2 separate regions of the Mus musculus genome follow, and region 1 is linked to region 2. A link is a loop called in an ENCODE intact Hi-C map of the cell type or tissue named here. Cell type or tissue: heart. All regions are shown on one strand. Links, peaks and the distances in the headings refer to the core of each region. The heading gives the core; the rest is flanking DNA. Region 1 overlaps Pde11a (phosphodiesterase 11A). Region 2 overlaps Pde11a (phosphodiesterase 11A).

Evidence for each region. Hi-C counts contacts between places; a loop is a spot of excess contacts. Peaks named below come from ENCODE experiments on the same cell type or tissue, not always from the same donor. Only the 100,000 strongest peaks of a DNase experiment are listed, where the experiment ranks them.
Region 1: a loop joins it to region 2, with 4 times the contacts of the local background. A loop is called at or near these places in 2 of 42 quality-filtered maps.

What each region holds. Positions count from the first base shown.
Region 1 is chr2:76,112,761-76,120,760 of GRCm38, forward strand. Pde11a (phosphodiesterase 11A) reads right to left here. Exons shown (of 20, transcript NM_001081033.3): 10 at 744-794. Among named protein-coding and RNA genes, the nearest start is that of Gm52518, 80 kb to the left of the region's middle. In heart, for the core only: CTCF peaks have their summits at 2,202 (motif pointing left) and 3,142 (motif pointing right); no DNase peak of the experiment used is centred there.
Region 2 is chr2:75,979,405-75,990,868 of GRCm38, forward strand. It overlaps Pde11a (phosphodiesterase 11A), which reads right to left. Exons shown (of 20, transcript NM_001081033.3): 20 at 6,404-11,464. It overlaps Ttc30a1 (tetratricopeptide repeat domain 30A1), which reads right to left and starts at 2,563. Exons shown (of 1, transcript NM_030188.3): 1 at 1-2,563. The coding sequence starts at 2,333. The coding sequence ends at 339. In heart, for the core only: CTCF peaks have their summits at 3,485 (motif pointing left) and 5,928 (motif pointing right); a DNase peak (open chromatin) is centred at 5,907; H3K4me3 peaks cover 121 bases; H3K27ac peaks cover 1,537 bases.

The DNA.
Region 1 (8,000 bases), core at 1-8,000, 130 kb after region 2:
TGTTGTTAAAAAACAATTTGTAGGAATTCAAGGAGACAAGATAGTCTTCCGAACCACACCTAAAGAAATAGTGGTAACTAAGATACAAAGGGACATCTTAGATTCATTCATAGACTCGGCAGTGGGAACCAGTTGGTGACCACCCCAGCAGCCGGGAGGCACACGGTTAAGACCTCCAGTGGTAGGTTAAACTTCATCATCAAACTTCTTATCCTTGTTACTGGTTACGCTGGTCACTCGGTGACTCCCTGGCTTACTCAACTGGAAAATCATGTGCATCACCCTTCACAGGGCCGTGAAGTTGAGATGGACCAATACAGGAAAAAGCCCTGTAGCGTTCCTGGTATACAGTAGGCATGTGATAAATGCTAGCTACATTGATCTTAATCTCCTGATTTAGTTTTATAGATAAAGAAGAGAATAAGGCTCTAAAATTTTTAAGTGGACCGAAAGTTAATAATAAAACAAAACCTAAGTCAGGTGTCCAGATCCTTACCCTATTAAACCGACTCCTCTCGCCCCCACCCTGTAGCTATATGTTCAACACATGGGAAGACATATCGACTTACGTAAACTACAAGGGACTATTCCACTGTGTAATCCTTTCACCTCTCTCTCAAAAAAAAAAAAATATTCCAAGCTACTCTGCCCAGGACTGTGGCTCACGTTCCCAGTGAGAAGGACGACAGAATCAGACAAACTTACCTTTGTGTGCTAACAGTGCAACTCCATCTCTTCCTTACCTTAAACTTGTCGACTTCAGCCTTGGAACACGTGGCGTGGTACGACAGCACCTGATGGGGAAGAGGACAGAATGTCAGCAATGGACAAGATGGGGGTGTCTCAAATCCTCCTCCCTGAAAAATGGGCTTAGCTCACATACACCACCGTGACCTGACAGTGACTACGATGTCGAACAAGAGACTACTAAGAATCGTTTGTGACACAGTCTGAAGGCTGACTATGTTACACTGGTACTCTCAAAGGAACACGGTGCAGGTCAAGACCAGTCACCAGAGGATGTGAGTACCTCTCCTGAGAAATGCTCTGTAATAGGTGTGTGCAAGGGTGTGTGTGTGTGTGTGTGTGTGTGTGCTATGATGGGTACTGTTGGTTGTGTGTGTGTGTGTGTGTGTGTATGTGTGTGTGTGTATGTATGTGTATGTGTGTGTGTGTATGTGTGTGCGTGTGTGCGTGTGTGTGCATGTGTGTGTGTGTGCGCGTGCTATGATGGATACTGTTGGTTGCTGACCCCACTTTCATTTGCTCCGTTACTCCCACTTGTTGTTAAACACACTGGAAAGATTCTATAGCTCTGTACAGGTGACACATGTGACAATAGGGTTATATACCTAACCCTACTGACATTAGCCATAGCGTGTAACCTTTACTGGGCATAGGGATTTTAGGGAAAGTGACAGATGTGACTCTTACGGGCAATCACATGGTTTCAGCAGCTCTCTTCTCCCTGGATTATTAGAAATCCGTGACCAGAGAGGGTTATTTTTGCAGCCTGAGACATGAAGGAAACATCCTTGTAGAGCTGTGGCCAACTTGCTCTTGATGATATCATGTGAACAAGAAATTGATTTTCATGATTTATCACCATATCCCAGTCACTGACACAGGGGGTTAAATGTAATTTCTGTGTCTATCTATCTATCTATCTATCTATCTCTCTATCTATCTATCTATCTATCTATCTATCTTCTCTCTGTGAGATTCATCTGTGATGCCAGAGGTGTACTCAACTCTAGCGTCTATGAAGTAACAACCACAGATGTTCTATACAGTTGAACAGGCAAAGAAAAAAACTTCCCAATGGGCTGCCTTGGGTAGGTTCTTCTTTTACAGCACAAGTAGGCGTGTGGGTGTTAAGCTAGCTAGTACTAGTACATTTTTCAGGCAAACACACACATGTATCACACACCTGTATACAAAGTGTAAGCTTTACATGTTATATGCTATCAAACACATTCTCAAGTCTAATCTCCAGCCTTGGGACCCATTAAATCTTCCCGCACTTTCCAACCTTGGAGAATCACAGTTTGCCTCTGAGCATTTCCCAAATCTAATTAGCCTTAGAACTCTGTTTTAGATGATATAGCAATGTCACAACATGCCAACCTAATAAGCCGTTGACAAGAACTTTTGAGGAACGCTGCTACGGGTGAAAGCACACAGCTGTGGGGACAGCGCCTCCCAGTGGCTGAATACAGTATGTGCAGGCACATTTTCAGAGCATTATTTCCCAGCTCTGTGAACTTGCTCGGGCTCTTTGGAACTCCTTTGTAAAGTGGCATAGTCACACTACTATTGAGCCACCTTATGTTCAACAGCAGCTGTTCTTGAAAATCAGAGGCTCCATCTGAAACCCCAGGCGGAGGGCATTTTTCTATTATTTTCAACAGGAAAAGATTATATTACACTGGAAAGCTTGTAACAACTTCTTGAAACTTAATTGCAGTGCAGCAGAGTTCATAGGTGTGTATGAAACAAGGAACATGATGGCAGGATATTGTAATGCTCAAATGAAACCTTGTAACGTTTACTGGAAGTAAACCATCTGTCTCCTACTGTGACCATGATTCTCCTTCTTTTTACTTCTTTTCTCTATAGCTTTTCCAACTCCCTTTTACTTTCAGAAGGGACCCACAAAAACATTGTATTGTGCGATAAATAACATTTGTTAGGTTTGCTTATTAACAACAAAATGAGTTTCCATCAGCAAAATGTTAATTGTAACATTATTACCCCTGGGTGGATTTGTATTTCACAGAGTTCTTAGGAAAATTTAATGCAAGAGTACGTGTCTATTATTAGGCATACAATTACTTATGTTATTACATACATAATGTACATACATTACCTTATGTTGATTATATGAATAGTCAGTTAAAAGTCTACCCCGTCTGTATTTGCCTGGTATCATATATTATGATTTTTGCTGATGAGTATTTTTTCAATAAAAATTCTGTAATTTTGATTCTATTTTATTAAATTTATCCCTAACTTTATTATTGTCTTTGATTTTCTTAGTGTTTGCAAGTTCCTTTTTGTATATTAAGTCTTTAAAATCAGCAGCTAACCAAAGAAATCAAAACCAAACCCAAAAACTGCAATTCAAGCCTCTGCCACTAGGTGGTGCTCAGTCAGTTTTTTTAGCATGGGACTAAGGCAAGCTTCCAGTTTCCTTAAATCAATTTTCCACTTCCTTTATTATTAATAAAAAGAAAATCTATTAACAATACTAAATTGAAACTATTTGAATCAGTGAAGCAAATAACTATTACAGACTAAGGCTCTCTGCTCGCTTAACACTAGCTTCTTTTTCATTTCAATTATAATTCACATACAACTCATTTATAAATGAGGTATAAAGGGTTTTTTTTTGTATATTTTAGAATTAAGTTCTATAATAGATGTGCATATATTCACAAACATTGCTTCCAAGTCTAGTGTAACAGTGCACTTTTGTTGATTGTTTTAAGAGGATGGCTACTGTGCTGGCCTGAATATCACCCTGCCTGCCTCTCAGTAGCTGAGACTACAGGCATGGGAATTGTGTGCATGGTGTGCATTGTGACCGGTTATGCCTTTAATGAACTGAGGCTTTAAATTCTCATTTAGTGTACTTGTTCATTTTTTATGATTACTGTTTCATGTGTCTTTTCTAAGAAGCATGAAAGTTACTGTACACACACACATACACACACACACACACAGTCTTGAACATGTGTGCAACTTGCACTGTTTTTCAGAACTTTCCTTTTTGTTTCTTTGAGTTCAGATCTATGATAAATCAAGCTAATTTTGTACATAGGGCAAGGCTGAGGCTTATGGAAATAAGTACCCCAGGTGGTTTGGGTCTGGAATGTCCCCAAGAGCTCAGGGTAGAAGGTTTGATCCTTGGCTGGTGGTGCTACAGGGAGATGGGAGAAGCATAGGGGGTGGGGCCTGATTGGAAGAAGCAGGTCACTAGTGACATGGCTCTGAAGGGCTCCTTTTGTCCTTAGTTTCTCTTTCCTGTCTCCCCTTTCTTTACAGGTGCCTTGAGTTGAGATCTCTGCACCAGCCTGGGCTCTCAGACTTGTGTTAGGCCAAGTGGCCATGAAACCATGAGCCTCTGTTTTCCTCAGGTAACCATGGCAACGAGAAGCTGATTGACAAGGCCATGCAATCAAAGGTTAGCATTAGCTGTGATCACCAATATGGACCCTGCCCTTAGGAGTGTGCTTGGCACTCACTTGCCACTTAGTGTATTTGGTGATCTGACATATAAAGCATAAGATAATTTTAAAAGAAAATTATCTCTATCTCTAATCTTCTTCTGGCTTCCTTTATTTGTAGGTTGGAAAGGTGCTATTTCCTTGATGAAATAATAACAGACACCATATCTGAGCATAAACTGAGCAGTATGGCTAACAATGTCAGACAAGGCATATGCAGGAAGGACCAGTTAAAACTGTATTTCATATGGGCAATAAATGCTTATATAATGAGAAATATTTATGCTAAAATGATTCACCATTAAACTGGAGTTCAAGCCTATCTACTACCCTGTCACATGGTCACCCAACTTCTCCCTGACCCAAGTCAACAGGACTAGGAGCAAACCTACAGACAATGCCCAGCTGTGTTCCAAGATACTCATTTTCCTCTGTCCATCCCCATATCTCCCAGTGAGTTTCCCTTTGGAATGTTTAATCTGGATGTTTACCAAATGCATTGAATATTTTCCACAATGCTTTTGCTATGAGCTGAATTGTGTCTCTCACTGCACCAAATTCACATACTGAATTCCCTAACTCTCAGAATGTCGCCATATTTGGAGACAGGATCTATGAGGGGGTAATTAAGGTAAAATAGGTCCTGTGAGTACACCCAGTCCAATGTGAATGGTGTGCTTACAAGCACAGGACCTTAGGACAAAGGACACAGATGCCACATAGAGTAAGGAGGGACCATGTAAGAACACATGAAGAATATAACCATCTGTAAGTCAAAAACAAAGGTTGCAAAAGAGACCAAACCACTGGTATCTTGACCTTGACCTTAAGACTCAAGAAATACGGTATTAATTTCCAGGGTCAGAGCCCTCCAGCCCGTGGTATTTTGTTATATTATAACAGTCCTCAAAAATGAATAGAGCCACATAACCTCATTAACCTCCCATCTGTGGCAGAATTGCAGGAAAAGATCAGAAGTAATTTCTGATGACTTCCAGCCCAGGCAATCTTCAAAAGAAAATTATCACTGTTATACATGCATAAAATCATACAGCACAGTTGATGACCAAAAAAATCAAGCAAATTCTTATAGTTAAGAACAGAATTCAATAACACATAGAAGACATATACTTTAACTATTAGTTTTGAGCATCCTTGAATAAGCTAAAGGATTCGTCTACACTTCTAAGCTATATTAAGTTTACAATTTCCTAAGCTTTCTGTTACATAGTAAGGATCAAGATGCAACGTACATTTTAGATAATAGTATGTTTGATCAGATAAAAAAATCATTAAATGTGTTTTAATAGTTTGGAAGGAAAAAATTGCAAAATGTTATAATAAGATCCACACTGTCTTCCTGTATGAAAAATGTCGGTAGCTTGTGAGAGCTTGGCCGCAATATACTCAGTGGTTAATTTTTCTGACAGCTAAATAAAATTAGTATAAAGCTTACACAGGAAAGTAAACAGCTGATCCCTGGGACACTTGAACTAACATTAAACTTTCACAAGGAAACTTCTACCCCAGATGGATTTATCTTCTGTGTCACAGTTAATTTACAAAGTATTTAGAAGTGGAAACTAGTAACTCAGTTTTGTTGATGAGCTCCGACTTACGCATTCTTTGCCGTTTCTCATATAAATCACTACTGGTGAACCCCATCACTTTAATTAACTTCTGGACTGAACTAGCTCCTAGCAAAACAGAAGCAGCAAGATAAAACCATTATCAGGCTGCAGGAAAGCAGAAGGAAACAGTCAACGCGTTTGTGTTTTCAGTTTGCATAGCAGGAAAGGACAACTAACTCTATTTGGAGAGAAGAGCAGTACACAGAGCTACAAACAGCACTAGAGTGTCTGGCTTTGCACTCTGCCTGGTGCCATGAGACCTGAGCCAAATGCTTGTCTTGCAGTTCTAGGAACCTAAGATGGCTGAAGGCAGATCTAGCCCCAGATGTTGTTTGGGTGGCCAGCCACTTGCTCCTGAATCGAAAAGTTAACCAGAGAAGCTGAGTGTGAAGAATGCTACACAGAGTGGAAGAACAAAGGGCGGTGAGGGTCCAGACTGGCTGTCTCCCTGGAAAGGGGCTGCACGACTATTTACTGATAGGATACATTGATGGCTTTGGTGGCAAAGTGGCTTTGGGTGACAAATGAACAGTAAAGGACACTCAACTTTCGCTGAGCTGATTTGAAGCAAAATCCCAAATAATTTCTATTGATGGGCTCTGACGTAATAAAGTTTGCCACCAGCTGTGATCCTCCATCTAAGAAAGGTGGCCATCTTTGCAGAGAAGCCAATTTACTTGGGATGACCTGACAGAGTGTTTATCTAGCTGTGTGACGGTCCACATACTCTTGGAAGTTTTAAAACAAAGTTGAGTGCACTTAAAACACGGTGTCTGAACAGCTGCACTGAGAGTGATCGGTTTCTATTATCAAATATTTCAGACACTGCCCTGTTGTCTAATGGGATGGAATGTTCGAAGAGGTACTTTAGGTAACTGTCTACCATGTAATTGTTTATCATTATCTTCAAAATGTATGCCATATTTAAAAAAAAATCTATGGAGACAAACTTTTGGAAAAAGATTTATTTGATATACATGAGTGCTTTGTCTGAATGGATAGATGAATGGATAAATGGATGAATGAATGAATGCTTTGTCTAGATGAATCTGCACACCAGAAGAGGCCATTAGATTCCATTATATTGGGAGCTGCCATGTAGGCGCTGGGAATTGAACTCAAGACTTCTGGAAGAACAGCCAGTGCTTCTGTTTTACTGCCGAGCCATCTCTCCAGCTCCTTGGAGTTGACTTTCAAATTTTAAGTAGAATAAATCAGATCTGCTCACTCTGGGATAATAAATATTTATTAGACAGATGCCTCTAGGAAGCTCATAGCAGCACATTTTTGTGGTGTGCCTTCTATAACTAAATCTTTGTGCTAAACACTTTGGGCATCTTTTTTTGACATCCTGGTTCTGGTGGTTTGAGTGAAAATTGTCCCACATGGTCTTGGTTCTCAGTAGGTGGCGCTGTTTAGGAAGGGTTGGGTGGTGCAGTCTTGCTGCAGACAGTGTGTCACTGGGGGTGGTCTTTGAGATTAAATGCCTCATGCCTGTCAACTCTTTCTTCTTCATGCTTGCTCTCCAACATGTGAGCTCTCAGCTTCCTGTTTTGGCCCCCAAGTCCACTGCCGGTTACACTGCCTCCACTTTGCCATCATGGGCTCTCATTCCTCTAGGACAGCATTCCAGACTAAGAATGAACCCTCTTCCTTATGTTGGTCATGGCGTCTTATCGCAGCAGCAGAAAAGTCATGAATACATTGGTGAACACATTTCACGTGGGGCCCTCACCTTACTTGATTGCTTATTGCTGTTGGAAGCAAATCTATGATTACCTTAATCTTTCATTACCTAGATTAAAGCTATCAAACTGAAGACTCTACTCCAAATCTCAATCTAAGTTTTAAAGCAAGTCCTTAAAATGGATCCCTGATTAGAACCCATCAGCTCATGCATGACAGAACTGATGCTTAAGTGTTTGATGCCCTAACTGTCCTTTGCCTTTGCCGTTAAGTCACTAAACATCAGCACCTGTGCGCTTGCCAGAAGTGACAACCCTGTGGCTCCAACCATCCTATTTCATGTGGCAGATTAAGAAGGCCACCTGTCAAAGGCAATGATGTCTCTGGGCCTTCTTCTTACATACATTCTGAATGTAACAAAGCTCCTGCATTTCTCACACAGCGTGGTTTCCTA
Region 2 (11,464 bases), core at 2,897-10,896:
GTAGCTAAGGCCCATGGCAGATACGTGTCCTCCATGGGTAAAATGATGTTGTTCACAAACAACAAAGCACAGTATGAAACAGCAACGAAAAGATGTGGACGTTGTAAACTTTATCGGATGGTACTTCCTCCATTCAGTTATTTTAAATAAATGCTTCTGGGTTCATTTGCTATCTCATTGAATGAAGGTTCTCATCAAGAAAAGCTATATCTAACTGAATAAACAGTTAAATCAGACAATGCATAACATGTAAAGAGTGTGAAAATTCAAAAGCTTAGAGTTGAAACACAATGCCAACATAACAAAGCCTTTATCATAAAAGTCAGTAACAGAAGCAACTACATATTCCACCCTATGACCTCATAAATCAAAGCTTTCAACAGTCTGGACTCATATGTGACTGTATTCTTCCCGGTGTGAATTCTTTCTTCCTCTAAGGGCTGTTCTAAAACAGCAGGGATGTTTCTACCATAAAGTTCACAGTACTCTAGAAACTGGACACATTCTTGAACAACACCGTCACAAAGCACTATCATGTGCTTTGACATGTTCTCTAGTAAGGACAGGAAGCATCTCTTGGCATAATACCACGTATCGGTGCCTAGCTTTTTATGGTAAGGCTCCAAGCTTTTGATAACCCGAGAGATGCCAAAGTCATAGTTTCCTTTGGCACAATACAGGGTTCCTATCACCAAATTCACAATGCAAAGGTGGTAGATTTTCTTGTCTGGGTCACCATAAGAGAGTTGTTCCTCCTCCTTCTCAATCTTCCTCATGAGCTCCTCAGCTTCCTCGTTTTGACTTGTCATGATATAGGAAACACAGAGGTTGGCTAACACAATAGCACTGACACTCAGGATGTTATCATAATTCTTCTTGACAATGGGCTCATAGAAACCAATGGCCTCTTTGTACTTGTTCTCCTGCATGAAGAGGACATGGGCCACATTCAGCTTCCACACATCATGGTCATTACAGAATTCCACAGATTTGCGGAAGATCTTCTCTACCATTGGGTAATTCTCAAGATTCCAGTAGATTTTTGCCTGGGCCATCAGTACAGGAATATATTTCTCAAGAGTTTCATCATATTCATTCATAGCCTTTTTAATAATTTCATCATCTCTGTTATGCCTTGCTTCTTGAACTTGCTTAGTGAGTCTCCTGAGCTGCTCAGTCAGCATGCCAGCCAACCCATCAAGTTTAATGAAAGCCTCTTCAGGAGCTGTCTGGCAAGTGATCATGGCATCCAAGAAGTCATAGAGATAGGGTGTGAGGAACTTGTAAGTTAAGTGGGCATTTTCTGCCAGGACATCAGCTGCCAGGTCAAAATACTCATATTTACAGTAGAGCAGCAGCAGGTTGCCAAAGGTCTCTGGGGGAAAGGGGTTCTGCTGGAGCAGAAACTGGAGCTTTTCAAAGCCCTCTGTGGGCTTGGCATCCATGTTCATCAGAGCCTGGTTGTGGAGGGTTACGGGGTCCAGCTCTTCCTCTGCTCTAGGAGGCATGTCAGTGAGAGTTTCTTGGGCTACCTCAAAGTTTCTCAGCTGATACTCTATGGCTGCCTTGAGGTTGAAAGCTTCAATCAGAGCAGTCTGGTGAAGGACTACAGTGTTGCCAACACTGCGAACATCAATGCCCTCCGTGGTCATGCCCACACCGAGTTCTGGGTGTTGACGGATGCCACGCTCAATGATGTCAGCGATATGCTTCAGAGCAGGCGCGTACTGCCGACTGCTGTAATAGGCCAATGCCAAGTTGTAGGAAAGGTCAGGCTGGTAGCCAGAAGCCTGCAGGGCCGCTAAGAACTTGGAGCAGGCAGCTTCATAGTGTCCCTCCTTGTAGAGCAGACAACCCATGTTGACCAAACCATCTGGGTCATTCTCCCCTCCACTGTCTTCTCCAGCTTCCCCACTCAGCAGCTGCTCCACCAGGCTCCTGGCTCCTGGGAGGTCACCTTCACTGTACTTGATAGCAGCCTGGAGACGAAGGACTCGAGTCTGATAGGCGGGGTTGTCCAGGAGGAAGGTGACCCTGGTGGCTTCTGGATACAGGCAGGCCTTGTACAGCGCCTGGGCCTGGTACAGGCGGTACTGCTCGAGTTCCGGGTGCATCTGGCTCAGCTGCTCATAGCACTCTGCAGCGAGCTCGAACTCCTGCAGGCGGTAGTAGCAGTAGGCCAGCAGCGACAGCCCTGCGCGGCTGCGGGAGCTTCTCTGCAGCTCTGCGCTTAGCAGCTGCACCGCCTCTGAGTAGCGGGAGTCGCGGATGAGCCTGTACACCACCGCTGTGAACTCACCGTCGGGAACTTTAGAGCTGCTTTGCCACGCCATAGCCGCCAAAATTGTAGCGCGTGCTAGTTTCCAAGGAAACTAGGTAACCGGAAACGGAAGTTCATCCAGCGGGTGGCGGTTAGGTCTGAGGTAGAAAGGATCTGTTCCGCATGACTAGGAACCGTTGACATAATCCCTGAATTTTTTTGTTTTGTCTTATAAGATTACAAACTGGGTTGGGACAGAAGTCGGAGAAGGGACAGAAACTTGTTGCAAGTAGTCCAGACATTATACTCCCGGTTTCTCCCGGCATGCAACATTGTTACTTCCCCAATGGGACGTATCCACTTTGCATTCTGGGAGTTGTAGTCTTATTTCACGAGTACTGAAATCTGGGGACTTGGCGTATTGTTTGTGTATTCAATTCAGATAGGAAAAGGTCATAAGACTTTTAGGCCGTTAGTAGGAGTTTTAGACTCCCTTTACTCGTTAGAACGAGTGAGCGTTGCTTGTTTTCTAGCTAGATAGTGTGACCTCTCTGTGGAAGAGCAGTAACCTGATTAGGGCCTGGGGTCCCTGGAGGTTTTTTGAGGCTTGTACTTTTTTTCCCTATTGTATATTTTGAAATCTGCTGAATTATCCGTTAGTGCCGAACTAAGTGTGTACTTCTTAATAGAATAGTACAGTGACCAAGCATTCTGCACCAAGTAGAAAATGATCTACAAATGGCGGGCATTTTGTTTGTTTGTTTGTTTTTGGGTTTTGAACGTCCGTTTATTAAGAATATAGTAAGCAAAGGTAAAATAGTAGGAAATAGCTGATAGAAACATCAGATCGATAATTCAATATAATCAAATTGAAGGCTTACAAATATTAGTTGAAATCAACTAGGGCAGCCATTGAAGAGGTTAGCTAGGATTCCCAATGAGAGTCCTAGGCAGATCAGAGTGTCTAGTTGGGTAACTGTGCTAAGTAAAATCACACAAGCCAAGGAGCAGATAGACAATAGCATCAAATCAGGCTTTCTCCAGAATCGACTAAAGCAGACCTTCTGAAAGAGTCATAGTTGAGTTCCTGACCCAGATTCTCAGCAGAAGCAGCTCTCTGTCACCTCCAAGATGGAGGTAGATAGTGTGATGGTGAGATGGCGGAAACTTTTTAAAATCTCAGTGACATATCTTTTCCAACAATGCCACATCTTCCCCAACAGTGCCACCAGCTGGGGACTAAGTGTTCAAACATCTGAACCTACGAGGGACATTCTCATTCAAACACTACAGAGGCTGAACCATGACAACCAAGAACTAGGTTCCATGAGAAACGGTGAATGGCAAATCATTCTATCTTCATGTCTCCAAGAAACTGTAAAGGCCTGCCAAATGAGGGCACCAAGTGTGTATGAGGAAAGATTGCTGTGTCCCTTTTTTTTTTTTCTATAGAAACAATCAAGTAAATTGGTGTGGGCAGTAGGCTTCTGACTTCCATGACTCAATTGCACTTTCAAACAGATATACAATGACTAGTGGGGTTGGGTATCCCCTAGTTCCTGGTATCACAAGGAAAAGGCTGAAGCAGGTATACATTTGCTCCTATCGTATAATCCTATCATATAACAGCCGATTTTATGTGCGTTCAGCCTTCCCTCATGTGGAGAATTTGCAGCCATGTGACTTCTTGGATGTCATCACACAAGGGGCATTTCTGCAATCAATAAGAAGGAAGGAGCAGATTGCACCCATTTTATGTGTGTGGAGTGGGCCTTTGGTCCACCAAAGATCTTTTTTTTTTTTTTTTTTTTTTTTTTTTTTACAGAAAGCAGGTAAGGACTACTTCTATATCCCCACTCTGAGTTTACTATTACTCTGATTTTCTGGTACCCTTTTAGGTGAAGTCTGTGGTGGGGGTATGTGATGCTCACATATTAAAGAATATGATATGTCTCCTTTACAACTGCTGCCCTGCCTGACATTTGAATTTGGAAATTCACACTCAGTATTTAAAAATCTTTATGCATAGACTGTTATTGTGAAAAAGCTGGCCTTAAATTATGATGCATAAACATGAAATCAGGAAATGACCTTTTATCCTTTCAGTCTCTCTGTCTGCAAAACTGTACTTACATGATGAAAAAAACTGTACTTACATCCCACCCCCTCCCACACACACCGAAAGGATTGTCAGCTTTCTCCCAAATTTCTTGGCTACCTCTCTGTGTTGCTGTCTGTCTATGAGCACAGCAGCTAAAGTACACAGGAGGGTAGCCATTTTGTGTCCTCCTCCTTATTTCATGGAAAGTGGCTCCAATGGCCTGGCTTGAAAAGAGCAGGGCATTTGGCTTAGACAGATGGAGGGCAGGGTCATTTTCAAAATGCAATGAGCACCAATCCCACTGTGAAATTGGCATGACCAGAACTACCGCTGTGATAGGCTGACTTTTATTTGGTCTCTGATAGGCAGTTGGGGAGTCGTTTCATTGTTTCTTGGATGGGAGAGATAAAAGGAGATCTTTTAATTAATGATGGAAGGCCTGGAAAACAAACCAAGTAGAATATTACGAAGTATAAACTATCATTTTTGTTTACATTAGGGTCTTGACGAGCTGGAGTATATGTCAAAAGCAAATCTGCAATATTATCCTCAGCAATAGGACAACATGCAGTGGTTCTTATAAAGTGCATTAGAGACATAAAGAAAGGAGTTAATGATTGAGAAGGTAGTGTGACACTCATGGCTGGCTTTGCTGGACTAGGGGAGAGGTGGTTACCAGGAAGAGTATGCAAAACATAGCAGGGCAAAAGCATTTTGGTTCTTAGTATCCTTCTGTTCTTCCTGCCCAAATACAAGGCAATCAAATGTACAATGGATCGAGATTCCCTTTTACTTATCTGGTTACCCTATGAATGTGAGCATTTGTGGCTGGTGCATTGCTAATTCATGAGTGTCTTACGCACAGTCACATGCACGCATCTTCCTTAATAAAGGAAGTCATCTGTAAAGGTAGAGTTTTCTTCTCCTCTATGGCTCCTGACCTTTTTTTTCCAGGAGCTCAGTCCCATTGAACTTTGGTCATCTCAAACCCATCTCCACTATGAACAGGGAATCAAAATTAGGGCCAAATCTGTAACGTAATTGACTGAGTTTTAGGAGCCTGAGTTCAGTCTTTTGAAATGTTGGGGCCGTCTCTATGCAGAATCAACAAGATCATTCATGTTTAGTTGGAGAGTCATTTCATCTCATGTGGGTCTTACCTTTCAGAGAAATCTTCCTCAATATCCAAAGATCTCTTTCTTGAATGGACTTTGATTTTGATCAAGTAGCTTGGATTTTAAAGTTTACAGTGTTACTAAATCAACTTGTCTTGGATAGTGCAGGAGCGTTATTGTTTACAAAAGGGATTAGCGGAGAAGGCGAAACTGTGCATCCTAGTTTGTCAAACAGTTGGGCAGCCTTTCAAAGAAAGAGCTACTCCAAGCCCCAGTATTGTGTGTATACAGAAAGATACAGAAAGCATGCACCACGATCATCACCAGGCCCCCTTTGCCTAACTTCCCTTATTCATCCCCACAGACCTTTTGTGAGGTTCCACTTCACTGTAGAACTGCAGGCTGCAATACACAAAGAAGCCAGTGGCTGCAGCAGGCAGCGCTGGTATTTGCTTATACTGTCCAGTAGAGGGCCACACTACACCTCTCTTCTCTCTCCTTGGGTGTCTCCTTCCTCAGCCATTTGATCTGGCTCTAGATTATTTGTTGCAGTCCATTCTGATAGAAGAGGCATAATGGTGTAAGAATTTTAAAGTTTAAGTACTGAAGCCATTGCATAATTGCATTACATCACTGTGGCTGTCAGTCTTGTGTAGATGTGACCCCACCTTGTGTAACTGTCCATGCAGATGTAAGCAATGCATAATGGATGGAGGAATAGCTTTCGGCTACAGAATTCTTCTACCTCCAGACAGCCTTCAGTAATGCGAAGAATCTTTTGTCAGTTTAAAAATGAGGCCCCGGGACTCCTAACACACAATCAGACGGCACTGGTCAAAGTTAATGAGCTAAACGGTCACAATTTAAATGGTAGGTATTAGAAAGCATCTTTCTTCCAGCCCTCAAAACAAAGACTATGCCAGAGTGTTAGTTAACCATTAAGCATTTTATTAAAAACAAGAAGTCTCTTTTTTTTTTTTTTTTTTTTTTTTAAGTAGCCCGTTTCAAAGCCACGTGTAGTTGCTTCTGAAATGGACAAGCAGCATTAAACCAAGTGTTCCTACAATGATTAGCCTGGAAAGGACACAAACAGAGGAGCGCGTCTTCTCCTTCTTCTGTGTAAAGCAACAGTAATTAGGAAGCAAGTCAGTAGGGAATCCTTTTTAAACTGTTGTAAATCAAAAGAAAATAGCAAAAGTAACAGCCCTCCGAGGGAACGAGACTCAATAACTAGACTACTATCTCCACACTTGCGCTATGCTTTAAAACTGCTGTAAATATGATCTCATCTAAATCTACGCTAGAGCAAAAGAAAAATGAGCACTCTAACACACACATAGACACAGAAGGGAACTCACCCAAACGATGGTCTCAAAGAACACACTTGGGTTTTTTTTTTTTTTTTTTTTTTTTTTTTTTTTAGCAAATAGTTAATTTACTTCATAGAACACTTTTGCAGCAGAGTGTACATTGAGAGACATTGGTTGGTACAGACTGACACAGATGAACAGTTTGCCCTTAGTGCTGCTGAGAGATGCACAGACATGCAAGGACATTCAAAAATCAAAGTCTGTACAACCCCAAATCACTAGGCAGGGGCAGGGGTGCATGGACAAGGAGAACACAGCACTGGGTGCTGCTAAATCTAATGCCCCCCCTCCCCCCCCATGAAATTCTCCAGACACAGCCTGGTTTATTTCTGTTTGTGTTCTAGTTATTGTTCAGTTAGCGCAGTGGCTCTCAACCTTACTAACGCTGCGACCCTTTAACACAGTTCCTCATGGTGTCGTGGCCCCCAACCATACAATTACCCTCATTGCCACTTCAGCATTGTAACTTTCTCCTGCTATGAATTTTAATGTAAATATATATCTGCTATGTAGGACGCCTGATGTGTGACCCCCAAAGGGATCTCCACACACAGGTTGAGAGCTGCTGACTTAGGAAGTGTGTGATACTTTGGCCACTAATAGCCAGACTTAACCTCTAAACTCCTAGTATAATTGGGGTGTGGGAGCTCTTGACAGCACATGGCAGAAAAACAGTCCCAGTTTGCTGCTATGAAACATTCAGAATTCACTAAAGGAGGCGTGACAGAGCTCTTAAGGTCCCAAATTAGGTTACATTCAGTTACTGTTGTTAATCTTTTTGTCTTCCCCGGGCCCATGCCAATGCATTTTTCTTTATATTTGGATTTATTCCAAACATATTTAGATTTTGGTTGCATTGTTTCTATTACTATAAACGATGATTAGTGTGTGTGTGTGTGTGTGCCTTTCTGTAACTCACCAGGGTCAGCAAGAGAACTGGGTTTTAAAAATAATTGTTCTACAAAGTAGATTGAGTAAAGTCAGCCTAATGACTTGACTAAAATAAGCGAAACTCTGACATACAGAGAAGGCAGTGGAATTCCAGAAACATATTACTGTCATTGCACTAATAAAAAAAAAATTCTAAGATCGTTTTAAATCCAAGATACTTGCAAACCCGAAGTCCTGGGAAGCATGTAGGCCTTCAGGTTTCAGAAACAGGAAGTGCATGTGCCATTTTTACTTTTCTTGGTTCTCTTTATAAATTCCCTTCTAAACTAATGATTCCCATACGGATGCAATGCTGTGAGATAACTGAAAACGGTTCTTTATGAACTAAGAGAACACGGTTACAAGCAGGTACTGATGGCTACATCATTCACGGTCATTAGAAGCAGGCTCAGACACTTTGTAGGAAGGTTGTTCTGTGTCTGCTCCCTCTATGCATACATTTTTTTTTTTTTTTTTGCATCTTTCAGTGAGAAGATGGCTCTCAGGCTCTCTCAGGTTTGCTTCTATTTTATTTGAGAAGTAGAAAGAAAATGACCCTGGATGAATTTTCCAAAGCAAAGCATAGCTTGGTCCTTTGAAGCAGAAACTGAATAAAAGTTGGTGCTTTTATTTAACAGATAGAAACCTGCAGAGGTTCAGAATCCCAAAACGAGAGGCCCATGGGCAGCCAGCTAGGATGGAGTCCTGCCCTGCTGTGGACTGGTAGGCACCCTTGGCTGGCCGCCCAGGCGCCCTTGCTCACCACGATCTCCAGCTGTGCGGTAGCTTGTGTGCGGATTAGCAACATACTCACCAGTACGAATAAACATTCTGAAAAAATACATCTCATACAAAAGTAGGATGGCCTCATCTCAGCTGTTCATGCCTAAAGACCCGAGGAAGGAGGCAATCTTGTCTGTTCGAGTCTTATTTTGAAGAAGGCTCATATTTCAGATGCCTTCCTTCAGCAAGAAACAACAGTGCTAAATAAGGCTTGGGAAGTCCCCTCTCTCTGTGCTTTGGATAGAGATCGGACATGACTCAGGTACATGGGAAAGAAATTGCTTTGCAGGGGATTTAAAAATACCTTCAAGCCCTAGAATCCCAACCTTTAAGCTCCAGGGTTCGACATCAAGTGGGCTACCGCCCTCTCTTGAACTTCTCCATAGTCATGGAGGAACCAACCCGGGACATTAGTCAGCAGTTTCTGAATCTTGACCCACAATGGGAAAGATACCTTGAGACAGGGGAAATAGATGGAAGCAATTACAAACAGCTATTTGATTGATGGTTGACATTGTCAGGCCTCTACTGTCTGGCAGATTGCAATGGTGTTGAACTCCCTTTGCTACCAGTGGATGTTGCTATTGGCAACCATGCAGTAAAGCCAATAAAAAGGCAAGAAGAGGAGAGGAAAACTCAACCTTAGTGGAAGCTGTAGGGTTTGTGCTATAAATTATGTCCCCCTCAGCACTCTGAAGCATCGACATTCAGGGTGGAGGGGACCCTGTCTCGTTGCTGCCGGCAGTCTCTGAAAGACCCGGGATCCAGTATTATCATAAAGTACATGCTTGAAATTTCTTGCTGTAGATGGACTGGGATCCGTTTTTCTGGCTGTTTATTTATTGTTTGGAAGGGTAACAGATGCAGGCTCACTGCAACCTCATATGGACTGATTCTCGATTCCTATCTTTGATATAAACCGTGATGAGGTGCTGTGGTGCAGTACCCAAAAGCACCTGGGCTGCAGACACAATGATCTTGCAGACTCCCCCCCCCCCCCACGTCTGTTCCTAGCTCCGCCTAGCCTTTGTTCTTCACCTGAAGGAGGGGAGACAGCTCTGCAGAAGCTATTTTCCTTTATAGCAGAGTGATTCAGAAAACTGGCTTAATAAAATCCATAAATCTGAACAGCCTCCTCTTACCTGCTCTGCCGAAGCTTTTTTTTTTCTTTTTTTTTCCTGAGCTCATTTTCCGCTGCAGTCTCTCCAGTCTTCCCTGCAGACACAGCTGTAAAGGGCACCTAGCAACATTGTTTCTTAGTGCACTGATCTCTTTCTTCTCTCCTTTGTCAAGCCCCTCCCTGTGTAATTGTCTCTTTCCTACTCAATTGACAACAAGGTTCTGCACCCTCTTTTTTTTTTTTTTTTTTTTTTTTTTGGTCTGGAAGTGCAATGATTTTTCTTTGTTTGGATTGACTTTCACCACTCCTTAGCCGGTTTGTCTTAACCATCTGCCTCTGCCCCTAATTCTCCTGTAGTCTTCTCTCTATTCTCTTTTTCTAGCCCCACCTTTTGCATGGTTTATAATGTTTCTTGCTATAACACAGCTGCCTTCCTTGGATGATTTTCAGCTCACTCCTTTCCTGTCTTGTTATCTTCATTTAACTATCCCCCACCCCCACCCCATATACCTTCAAATATCTCCTTAATACCCAGAAGGCAACGACCCTGTGAAACTATACCCCTGTTTCTTTTGGATTTGAGTAAAGTTAAAAACCGATACTGATCCATTAAACTAAGGAAAAAAATGTTTTGTAAGTTGAGGAGAAAAGTTTCCTTAAGTTTTAGATTGTTCAGAGCTGGGTTGACTCTCAGGTTTTACACCGCCAGGGACTTCCCGGCTCTCTGAATCTCTCTGTGGAGCACCATGTACGTGAACAAAGAGATGCTTGTCTGGGCTCTGGATGCCCAAGACCTGCTTCACACAGAAGTTTTCAGATTCCAGCTCTCTTTTGCCCTAGGGAATCCTTAAAAGTTTATTTGGACAAAGGATTTCAGTGCTAGGATTCCTGCAAATAAATCCCTAGTGTAATCTCACTTGGCACTTTGGGAAACAGAGAAGTCTAGTCAGAACTCACTCAGCTAATGATGCAAAGCGAGAGGCAGCAAGCCCAGTGTTCTTTGGGTAAGAGAGATCCTGTCTTTAGTGTCTCAGGTGAACTGGGCATCAAAGCAGTGTTCTAGTGACCGCATCTATTTAAAACTGCTTGTTTTCACATGCTATAGACCTAGTGGAAATAGGTTGTACAGATGTTACTTCCTGGCCTTTCTAGAATATTCTTTTTTACATGTAAGGGAAAATGTAAAATCGTGGTTCCTTAAATTGTATCCTCAAACCTTCATCCCCTTCACTTCAAACTATTCCATGCTTGGTCACTGGGTGCCTCTGCACCTGAGAACTATTTCTCACTGTTGGAAGCAGTTCCGGTATTTATACATGTCATTCGTGGTACATGTGGCCTTAGATCCCCTTTCACCTTTGCTTTAATAAAATTATTAATCTGTTCCTCCTAGAAAAAGGCTTTGCTTACAAAAGGCTGAATTCAAAAAGTGAACCATGATCTATCTCACTGCAGAGTTACAGACTCTGTGTAACATCAATTAGACAAACACACCCTACTATACTACTACTGTGGGAATCAAGACTGGGGTTACCTGGCACTATTAAGTCACGTAGGTTTATCCACTAGGCAATGAGAATCAAGGGCCTGGTGCATCACTAAGAAGCAGTAGGATTAGAAGTAAAACATCTAAAACGCAAATCTGCATTCTCGGGACCATCTGGTGAGAAAGCCTGCTCCAGGAGAGGCTGCAAGGAAAGGAAGGGCTCATAACAGAAAAGTACCATACAGGAAGCAGCCATAGTGACACTTTTACCACGGTGTCCTCTCAGCTCAGCAGGAGTG